2 separate regions of the Homo sapiens genome follow, and region 2 is linked to region 1. The links are chromatin loops, found by intact Hi-C in ENCODE. Cell type or tissue: tibial artery. All regions are shown on one strand. Links, peaks and the distances in the headings refer to the core of each region. The heading gives the core; the rest is flanking DNA.

Region 1 (5,687 bases), core at 447-5,446:
TCTGAGATTCACATTCAGTGACTATCCAGCCAGGCACAGTGCTAAGTGCTCTGCATATGCTATTTTATTTTATCTTCAAAGCTACTGCCAGAAGTAGATATCAATAGTGCCATTTTACTCTCTGAAGCTCGGAGCTGAAAGATGGTCCTAGAGCTTATGCTGTAAGAAAGGGACAGAGCTGAAATTGAAATCACGGTCCTCCTGACACAAAATTCTTGCTCTTACCGAAGACATACATGGCTTTCCCCAAAGAGACTTTGCCCTATATGTTAAAAGAACGTTGGAAACACTCTCAGGCAGTTACTTTTTATCTTCCTCTAGATCGTTCTGCCTTGCTTCTGGGCCCTGGGCCTGACCCTGTGAACTGCGGGGCTGCTTCCTCTGTTTGCTGGAGGACAGAGGACGGAGATGAGAGTTGTTCCTGCCCACTCCCTCCTTGTTCTGGCTTCAGTGCCAGAGTTCTAGTGGCAGCTGCCTTTCCCTAGGACCTGCATTATCAATGGGGCAACAGTGCCCCAAGAGGGTAAAAGTGGGTTCTTGGGGTAGAAGGGGAGTGGTTAAAAAATTTCAACCCTACCTAATAAAAATTTTATTCCTTAGTTGTGAATTTAACACTTTTTTTTTTTTTTTTTTGACAGAATCTTGCTCTGTCACCCAGGCTGGAGTGCAGGGACAAGATTTTGGCTCACTGCAACCTCTGCCTCCCGGGTTCAAGCGATTCTCCTGCCTCAGCTTCCCAAGTAGCTGGAACTACATACATGAGCCACCATGCTGGGCTAATTTTTGTATTTTTAATAGAGACGGGGTTTCATTATGTTAGCCAGGCTGGTCTTGAACTCCTGACCTCAGGTGATCCGCCCGCCTCGGCCTCCCAAAGAGCTGGGATTACAGGCATGAGCCACCATGCCTGGCCATGAATTTATCATATTAGATAGACTTTAAATTTCATTTCTTTCCTGGAGGGTTGTATAAGGTAGGGCATTAATACATAAAAGAAAAAGGGAGAAACATTGCTCTAGGACAGCAGTCCTCCCCAGGCTTTGGTCCTCCAAGGCTCCAGCTATCGCTGGCTCCTTCCCCATGATGGCAGCCGTAGGAGTGACAAACTGCCTACATTGCTAGTCCCTGGGAACCTCAGCATCCCTTTTTTATTCCTTGGTCATGCCCACACTGGGGTAACAGTGCTTTCACAAAATTCTCCCGATGGAAATCATTTTAATTCCATTTTCTGCTAAAACCCCGGGGATCCAGATTCTTTTTTTTTCTTTTTTTTAAGATGGAGTTTCCCTCTTGTTCCCCAGGCTGGAGTGCAACGGCGTGACTTGGCTCACTGCAACTTCCACCTCCCGGGTTCAAGCGATTCTCCTGCCTCAGCCTTACAGGTATGCGCCACCACGACTAGCTAATTTTTGTATTTTTAGTAGAGATGAGGTTTCACCACTTTAACCAGGCTGGTCTTGAACACCTGACCTCAGGTGATTCACCCGCCTCGGCCTCCCAAGGTGCTGGGATTACAGGCATGAGCCACCATGCCCAGCGACGATCCAGATTCTAACCATCCAATGATGACATGAGCAGTCCACCCCATAGTTTTAAGTCTTAAATTATAGCAGAATAGACTTAGGACACACGAATTCTTTTCCAAACTTAGCAACTAGTATTAATCATGCTGTGATTTCTTTGTATTTCCCATGACTTACATGGTCTTATTTTTTTCTCTCTACTGAATGCATGCGCTTTTAACACTCTATCTTTCCCAAAGTAAAACGCTCAGATGATAGAAGCAAATGACATAGTCATCATACAATGACGGAGAAAAGAAACCAGAATTTTATATTTAAATTTATGATATTTTAGACAGGGTCTCACTTTGTCGCCCAGATTGTAGTGCAGTGGCAAGATCTTGGCTCACTGCAAACTCCACCTCTCAGGCTCAGGCAATCCTCCTACCTCAGCCTCCGGAGTAGGTGGGATTATAGGAGGTGTACACCACCATGCCCGGCAAAGTTTTGGTATTTTTTGTAGAGATGGGGTTTTGCCATGTTGCACAGGATGGTCTCAAATTTCCGGGCTTGAGTGATCCTCCTGCCTTGGCCTCCCAAAGTGCTGGGATTACAGGTGTGAGCCACCACGCATGGTCATGTCGACGTCTTAACTGTCTTGGAAATAATTTGATTTTGTCCAGGTAATTTGGTTCACGCAAAGAAGTTGAGATCGGGGCACATCAGAAAGAGATTCATCTTTTAAAGTGCTTCTTAAATCTACAAATGCAATATATGTAAAAGCTAAAGGTTTTTATATATTTTTCACACATGTAAAAATGTAAGTTTTGCCTTTAAATTCATTTTAGATATGAAATAATCTAGCTGAGAGCATGTAAAGTCGAGGAAAGCTTATTCAGATCCGCTCTAGTTCAGCATGTGGTAAATTCCTAGGTGTTCACAATATTAGTGTACACAAATTCCTTCTCAAGAAAGAAAACCTTGGACAGACCTGGTAGACTAGTATCACTTATGCCTTATAGAGACTTTCTGTCAAAACCAAACAAAAATCTGTCATATCTTTATTCATAGAATAAAATGTGATATTAGGGAACACAACTGTTTCTGGAATGCATTGAAACTGATAGTATTCTATAGATTTTTCTACTTAACAATTACTTATTATTACTATTATTATTATTGTTGTTGTTGAGACTGAGTCTCACTCTATCACCCAGGCTGGAGTGCAGTGGCATGATCTCAGCTCACTGCAGCCTGCACCTCCCGGGCTCAAGCAATTCTCCTGCCTCAGCCTCCCCAGTAGCTGGGATTAAAGGTGCCCACCCCAACGCCCAGCTAATTTTTGTATTTTTAGTAGAGATGGGTTTCACCATGTTGGCCAGGCTGGTCTCGAACTCTTGACCTAAATGATCTGCCCGCCTTGGCCTCCGAAAGTGCTGGGATTACAAGTGTGAGCCACTGCACCTGGCCTCAACTTACATTACTTATTTTTCAAAAACTAGAGAATCCATTAATTTTGGCTTGTTTGAATTTAAAAGTGATTATAATATTTTTGTTAGTTATATATGAGCAGTATTTCACTACAGCTCATCTTAAAGATATTTGATAATTTATCTTCTATTTTTACAGCGAAATGGTCACATTTTTGTCAGTTGACAATAAATTCTTTTTTTTTTTTTTTTTTTTTTTTTTTTTGTAGAGTTGGGGTTTCGCTGTGTTTGGCCAGGCTGGTCTTGAACTCCTGGCCTCAAGTGACCCACCCGGCTCAGCCTCTCAAAGTGCTGGGATTACAGATGTGAGCCACCACACCTGGCAGACAATAAATTCTTGAAAGATTCCTGATACTTTACCAACTTACACATTAAGTTAATCTTCCCATTTTCTTTGTCCAATTAAGTTTTAAAGCAAAATAATATAAATATTTATAGACCCAAATTGTAAACACATTTCAGTTTTGAAGAACAATATAAAGTAAATATACTATGGAATTACAATTAGAAAACCAAGTTTGCACTGATATTTTTAAAACTTCTCTGGGGAACTTAGTTTTTCAACTTAAGGACACAAGTATTAAATTAGAAGGTATTTTCCTTCACTAACGAAAATTTTTGTTTTTTAATTATCTATTCTTGTCTTTCAAATTTAAGTTTTAATGGCGGACCAATTAATGTTGCTTAAAGTTACAACTTAGACAAACAGTTAAAATAGCTTAGCAAATTGTGGTTCTGGTTGTTCTCCTATAGGTAATTAAGAGGGCAATGACTCAAGATTTAAAAAATTAAATAACATGTCCACACAATTTTCTCTGAAATGTTCCCTTCAGATTTTTAAAACAGGTTTATTGAGATATAATTGCCATCTCATAAGCCCCACATACCTGTATACAATTTGACAAGTATTGACATACTTTTGACAATTTTCTATTACGTACATTTTATCTTTTCTTTTTTCTTTTTTTTACACCACCCCTCTCCACTTATTACATATATTTTGACTGTTGTTTTAATATTTCCTTTTAGCTTATATAGCATTAAATCCTTTTCTATCAGTCTGAGCTTTGGAAAGAAATTTTATTTTTTTGGAACAAGATATCAAAGAGTAAAATTGAAGAAAAGTTTAATCTCAAACTCATGGGGGAAAAGACATCACAGGAAATAAATGCTAAAACCATGGCTTTTTTATGTGTTGAATTAAATAGTTATTAAGTTAATTGGTAGATAATTATGAGATCTATTATCATTTAATATAATTAGTATGTAAATAAGGTGATATAAATTATGTTCTGTGAGAAGTTGTCACTGATGGTGATTGTTATCTCTGTGTAAAAGTGAGAAAACCAACAGAAAGATGATGATTATTAGTGGCAAGATTAATGATCATGGGCCTTTTCTAATTCTTATGGCCCAATCTGGTATTTTTCTTCTCCTCATTTTGACTTTACCTATACTTTTTTTTTTTTCCACACAGGCCAGCATATTATTATAGCTCTTTCAAAAATTTTATATTGATTCTTTTTTCCCCAACAGTACTGTAAACTCTTTGATTGTAGGCACTAAATTAATTCCTTTTAGAAAGACTTTTTTTTTTCTTTCTACCATTTGAAGTTTTTTAAGTTGTGTGGTGGAGACTGCTAGTTGCCCACACAGATCCATTCTCTTCTTTCACAGTTAGTCCCATTGTACACAGTTAGGCTAAATTTTACAGTCTCCCTTGTAGTTAGGCATGGCAATAGAAATAGTTCCTCATCAGTGGACTGTGAGAAGAAGCGATCTATCCCAACTCTGGTTCTGTGCCTTAGTTTAATAACGTCACTCCTCCAGATTCCCTTGTTCATTCCCACTAGCTGAAATACACAACACAGAGGACACCCAGCTTCTAACCATGTAGATGATCAAAATGCCTTGGGAAAATTTGGGACCTGAATTATCATGAAGAGCAGACCTTGACTATTGACATGAGCCATTCACTTTGAGACTGTTGCATGAGAAGTAGACACCCTCCTTTATTGTAGAAGGCCCTGTGTTACTGAGCAGCTTTGTTACAGCAGCCCAGCTTTCATAGTAACCAGTATGATGCACTACCTTCCTTACATGCCTAGTTGCTCAGCTGCTCTGTTCCTGCTGACTGCATGTGATTTGTTTACTAGCTTTGCCCTGGTATTTGCAATTCTACTTTCGAGTTTCCTCTCTTTTCCTAGCTTTCCATAAACTCCACGCAGAATTTTAGCTTCTAAGCTAAACTCCCATAATATTTTACCATTTGTTTTTAAATAATAAATTCAAGTCTTCCGTTAAATATTCTTGAGCACCTGCTAAGAGAACTGTTATGGTTTGAATGATGTCCCTCCCAAATTCAGTCTGGACCCCCAGTCTTTCAGAATGTAACCTGATTTGGAAATAGGATCTTTAAAGAGGTCATCAAGTTAAAACACGTACATCAGGGTGGATCCCAATCCAATATGACTGCTGTCCTATAAGAGAGGGAAACAGACACACGGGCAGGGAGAATGCCAGGAAAGATGAAGATAAAGATCAGGGTGAGGCATCTACAAGCCAAGGAGAAACGAAGATTTACCGCAAACCACCAGAAGCTGGAGGAGAGGCATGGAATAGATTCTTCCTCACAACCTTCAGAAGGAACCCACACTGCTGACATCTTGATTTTGGACTTCTGGTTTTGAGAAGT
Region 2 (5,687 bases), core at 180-5,179, 400 kb after region 1:
GTCTCACTCTGTCATCCAGGCTAGAGTGCAGTGGTGTGGTCTCAGCTCACTGCAACCACCGCCTCCCAGGTTCAAGCAATTCTCCTACCTCAGCCTCCTGAGTAGCTGGGATTACAGGCACCTGCCACCATACCCAGCTAATTTTCATATTTTTAGTAGAGACAGGGTTTCACAACGTTGGTCAGGCTGGTCTCGAACTCCTGACCTCAGGTGATCCACCTGCCTCGGCCTCCCAAAGTGCTGGGATCACAGGTGTGAGCCACTGTGCCCGGCCAGCTCTAGATTATTTCTAAAGCATTATCAACCCTGTGTGGATTTCTTAAGACCTACTGCCCACCGATCCCACCTGCAGACTTTTTTGCTGATTGACCAAGCTGCCAAGAGTTGAGGTGAAACTGAAAAGAGGAAGGGTAAAAATAACCACAAAGACAAAAATTGAAATAAATGACAAATGAATGAATACTGTATTAAGAAAAGTGTAAAGCAATCTCTCTACTGGGTGACATAAACTATTGTCTTCAAATTATTTTTACTACCAAACAAGGTTATAGGTTTAGGGTTTTTTGTTTTGTGAGGTTTGTTTGTTTTTTTTTTTTTTACAAGCAAAGAAAAAATGAAATATTATCTTCAAAATGTACTTTCCTTGAGTCTGTGTGGCTATTCATTATTCAAGATAACATCACACAGAGCAAATGAAAAAGAGCTGATTGTGAAAAATTATCTGTGAGAATCCTACTGGGAAGAAAAGTCCACGTGAAGAAAAATTGTAAAGGGTTTAGAGCTCATAAAGAATCAACTGAAATAATGTTCAGTGCAAAATTTATCATGTGATAAAAGTTTATGATCATGTGTAATACTCAAAATAAATGGAACAAATCAATGTCAGTATACCTGCTTTCCTTCCTTCCTTCTGTAAGAAGTCTGTACTCTCTTCTGGACATTCCTGCCAGCCCGGCAGGGTCTGTGGCCCTGTGACCTCAGCAGCTGGCCTCTCCCTCCCTCCCTTCTCCTTCCTGTCCTGTCCCTCCACACATCCACACATCTGGATGCCCCTCAGGTCAAGCAGCGGCCTGGCTAAGCAGCCAGAAACAAGGCTTGGATTCCACAGGGCTGCAACTTGGGTACAGCTGCAATAAACTTATCTGCTAAAGGAAGTCAAGACTCAAGTTCAGGGAAACCCTGGTCTGAACACCTAGTCCAAAGGGCTATAGAGCTATAAGTGTGTTGTCAGGCTTCTGCCAGTCAAAACAATAGAAAATTCAGGAGCAGGCCGGGCACGGTGTCTCACGTCTGTAATCCCAACACTTTGGGAGGCCGAGGTGGGCGGATAACCTGAGGTCAGGAGTTCGAGACCAGCCTGACCAACATGGAGAAACCCCTTCTCTACTAAAAATACAAAATTAGCTGGGTGTGGAGGTGCATGTCTGTAATCCCAGCTACCCAGGAGGCTGAGGCAGGAGAATTGCTTGAACCCAGGAGGCAGAGGTTGCCGTGAGCCGGGATAGCACCACTGCACTCCAGCCTGGGCAACAAGAGCAAAACTCCGTCTCAAAAAAAATAAAAAATAAAAGAAAATAAAAGAAAGTTTGGGACTGAAAGGAAGGTTCTGAGAGTGCAGCTCTTTGGTGGTGGCAGGTTTCTGAATGGGCTGGTGGCAGGATGGGACACCTACCAGGTAAGTCTTCCCCTGTCTTCCTGTGTCTCAGCACTGACCATGTTACTGCCTTACTGGAAAACCTCAATGCCCCTCATTCCCCATCCAATAAAGGCCCCTCATGTTCTGGCACTATGTTTCCTTTCCAATCTTATCTCCCATTATTCATTCATACAAGCCCTGAACAAAATTTGTTAAGTTCCTAATGTATGTCAGTTTCTTAAGTGCTAGAGTCAGAGATGATCAGAAGCACTGTTTTCATCTTCCCAAAATCCACAACTAGAAGGCAGGCAGTCCAGAAACCAATCACTTGGGTGTCTAACAGGCGTCTTGAAATTACATGTTCAAAATTGATTTGATCTTCCCTCTCAAACCTGTTCTTCCCACAGCCTTTCCCACTTCAGCAAATGACAATGGTCTTCCTTCCATTTCTTCAAGTCAGTCTTGGAGCCACTCTTGACTCCTTTCTCTTTCTCTTACAGCTTGTTTCAGCAAGTCCAGCTGGCTCTGCCTTCAAAATACAACCAGGATCTCATCACCTCTCACCAACTCACTGCCACCACCATGACCCAAGCCACCATGCTCGTTTCCTGGGTTACTGCTCTAGCCTCCAAACTGTCTCCCAGCTTCCATCCCTGCCCCTCTATAGTAAATTTTCAACATGGCAAGCAAAGCAATCCTTTATATTTTAATATAAGACAGGTCACGTCTGTAGCCTACCTGCTCAAAATCTTCCACTGGCTTCTCATCTCATTCAAAATGAAAGCCAAAGGCATTCAGGTCGTGTCTAGGACCATGCATCCTCTGGCCCCCACTTCTTTTCCCATTAAAAGTACTTATTGTACCACCACCACTCTCCCTCCTCTCACTCTGCTCCCACGGGTGTGTTTCTCAAACACCATCATGTCCCACCTCTGGATCTTTCCTCCAGCTGCTCCCTCTGCCTGGAATACTCTTCCCTAGGATAGGCTCATGGTTCACTCTCTCACCTCCTTTGGGTCTCTGCTCAACCATCACCTTCTGAGAGAACTTCTCCAACCACCTTGCACAAAATAACACTATCTTTCCCAAGCACTCCCTACTTTCCTTACTTAATCTGATTTATTTTTCAACATTGTACTTATTTTCATTTGACATACCTTCTATTTGTGTTATCTGTTCATTGTTCATCTTCCCCATTTGAATAGAAGACACAGGAGTTCAGAGACTTTGTCTGCTTTCTTCACTGCTGTCTCCCCTGCACTTAGAAGAGTGCCTAGCATGTAGCGTGCTCAGTTAATACATATTGAATTGATTAGTTAACTAGCATGAATAGAGAACTGTTTTCTTTTCCTTCCAATTCCTGGATTCAGTAAAATCCTATTCATTTAGTAAAATCCTACTTGTCTTTAGTCTCAGTTTAAAGGTCACCTCTTCAAAAAGCTATACCTGACTCACCCTAGAGAATTTGGTTCCTCTGGCGTGTGCTCGTGATACTTCATTTGCTGGATGGAACATGAGTGAATGGAGTGGTGGCATTCCTGTCGGCCTCCATCTGCCAGTGTGTCATATTTCCACCTCTATTACTCATCATGGTTCTTCTGGCAGCCAGTGACTAAACCAAGTCACACAGCCAACTTGCTTTCAGAACATGAAGTTCCACTTCAGTATTAGGCTACTGTTGAGTCTCCCCCTCACTCCATCCCAGCTTGTACTACCCAGCCCTCCTCCTGGCCCCAGGCAGGGAGCTCATTCCACAGTTCTTCACTCTTTCCCCTGACAGCCCGACAATTCCTCCCTTCACCTTCCATAGGTCTTTTCCCATGAATTTCTTAAATGAAACATAGTGAGGTTATTGTTCACTATATTGGCTTGCTTATAGACATTTTAGAAAACCTCATATTGCATACTAAGATAGTCACTTAGATATGTACAAATATGGCATTTGAAATGTTCCTACAGAATTCTGGGCAACAAGCTCATGGTCCCTAAAATGATCCACTGTGAAATCAATGGTGACTTAACACTTTTTATCTCCAGTTCTTTTGCCAGAAGCATAACATATTACAAGTTCAACAAGAGCCACTTGATGAGCATGGTAGCCATGCCTGTAACCCCAGCACTTTGGGAGGCCAAAGCAGGAGAATCGCTTCAGGCCAGGAGTTCAACATAGCAAGACCCCATCTCTACAAAAACAAAACAAAACAAAACAAAACAAAAAACCATTAGCCAGATGTGGTGGCCCGCACTTGTAGTCCCAGTTACTCAGGAGGCTGAGGCATGAGGATCACTTGAGCCCAGGAGGTCAAGGCTACAGTGAGTTAAGATGGCACCACTGCACCCCAGCCTGGGTAACAGAGCCTTAAGACCCCATATCAAAAAAAACAAAGAACATTTACTTAACCTCAAAATCCGTCTCTCTAAAAGAATAGTTCATCAATGAATCAATCATTCAACATCTAATGTGTACCCAATGTTGGGTTATATGTTTCTCTTATTAGAGGAAACCAACACATGTGAAACAATGGACAGTGTAGTGGACATCACATGATTTGTTCTGCACAGAATCTGTTTTCCCTTCTGGTTTCCCTTCGGGAAAACACATGTCTCCTCCACTCTCAGTCCACTTGTTTTGGGTAGAATTGAACCTATGTTCAGTGTACGAGTAAACAGCGATCCAAGCCTGGCCAGTCAGAGCATCCCAGCCATGGCCACAGTAATTGGCCCAGGGATGGGCATATAATCCAAACCAACCCAATATGAGTAGATTCAAATACAGTATAGTAGTTAAGCAGAAGACTACCTGGGTTCAAATCCTAGCTTCACTAATTACCAGGTGTAAGAACTTGGCAAGTTATCTGCTCTTTGATGGCTCCAGTTTCTTGGGTAGGAAATTGGGAAAATAATTTCTAGCCATAGGATGGTGAGACAGTTTAGGTAAGACGATAAAGGCAAAGTGCTTAAAACCATGCTTGGTACATATTAAACTTTCCATGAATGCTAATCAACTCCATTTTTGGAACTTTTATGAAAGAGGATCTTTCTTCTGGGGCCATCTTGCTAACACATGGCAAGAGCCTGCCTAAGTCAAACCATAGAGGAGAAGCAGCTTAGGAGAAGTGATGAATCCTGGCCACATCAATTGAGTCCCAAGATCTAGATGTGCCTGATATCAACTACCCCCTGGACTTTTTGTTACGTGAACAAATACATTCTCTTTTTTTCTGAAGTAGGTTAATTTGGGTTCCTGACTCTTGCCTGAAAGAGCTCTGCCTAATACAGGCAGTGGTTCTAGGCAATGTGTAATTAAGCGCTAAATGGGTTTCATAAACAGCAGAAGAGAGCAGAATGAGGCAAGTTCAATATGGGCTACTGTAAGTAGTGAGGACAGGGATGGGGGGAGTTCACCCACCTCAAATTCTGCCAGCTCTGGCAGCTGTGTCAGAAAATATCTGGGGAGTAATTGAGATATCATTGTCCCAGAAGCAGTATATTTGTTGATCAAAGAAAACTCACCTTCTAGAAAAAATAATGCCATTACAGAGGTTTTTCTTTAGCACAAATCTCTCGCCTCCCCTCATAGCTAGAATCTAGCACTCTATCTTTTGTCCATGTGGAAATGACAACTTCCAAACCTGCAAAAATGACTCTTTCCAATAGAGTGAAGAAAGGCCTTTGGTTTTGTATCTAATAATCATGTTAGCTGGATGTAACTGACACTTTCAGAAACGACAACTTCAAAGTGATTCCTTCCAGGAAATTAGAAGGCACAGAAACCATTGCCTTATCCTGAAGTTTCCATCCAAGGCTCCGTGGGCGCCTTTAGCCCTGAGTTCAGGGAGCTGTCCCTCATCTGAAATTGTGCATGTTTACTGTAATCCTCCTCTAGAGTTTCCTGGGAGGAAATTCATTTAACATCCCTCCCTCGACCTTTCTTTTTGAGCAATTTGGTGTATCCACCTCTCAGCCTTTCCTTGAAGAAATCCAGCTATCTATCCTTTTTTCTATGTTGAAAATAAAAGAGAATCTGTCTTTTTCACAATGCGGTGAGCAG

What was found. Hi-C counts contacts between places; a loop is a spot of excess contacts. Peaks named below come from ENCODE experiments on the same cell type or tissue, not always from the same donor. Only the 100,000 strongest peaks of a DNase experiment are listed, where the experiment ranks them.
Region 2: a loop joins it to region 1, with 2.5 times the contacts of the local background. A loop is called at or near these places in 19 of 110 quality-filtered maps.

What each region holds. Positions count from the first base shown.
Region 1 is chr2:215,442,185-215,447,871 of GRCh38, forward strand. No RefSeq gene overlaps it. Among named protein-coding and RNA genes, the nearest start is that of FN1, 9.0 kb to the left of the region's middle. In tibial artery, for the core only: no CTCF peak of the experiment used is centred there; no DNase peak of the experiment used is centred there.
Region 2 is chr2:215,840,533-215,846,219 of GRCh38, forward strand. It overlaps LINC00607 (long intergenic non-protein coding RNA 607), which reads right to left and starts at 3,004. Exons shown (of 10, transcript NR_037195.1): 1 at 2,794-3,004. In tibial artery, for the core only: a CTCF peak has its summit at 3,087; a DNase peak (open chromatin) is centred at 3,229; H3K27ac peaks cover 2,888 bases.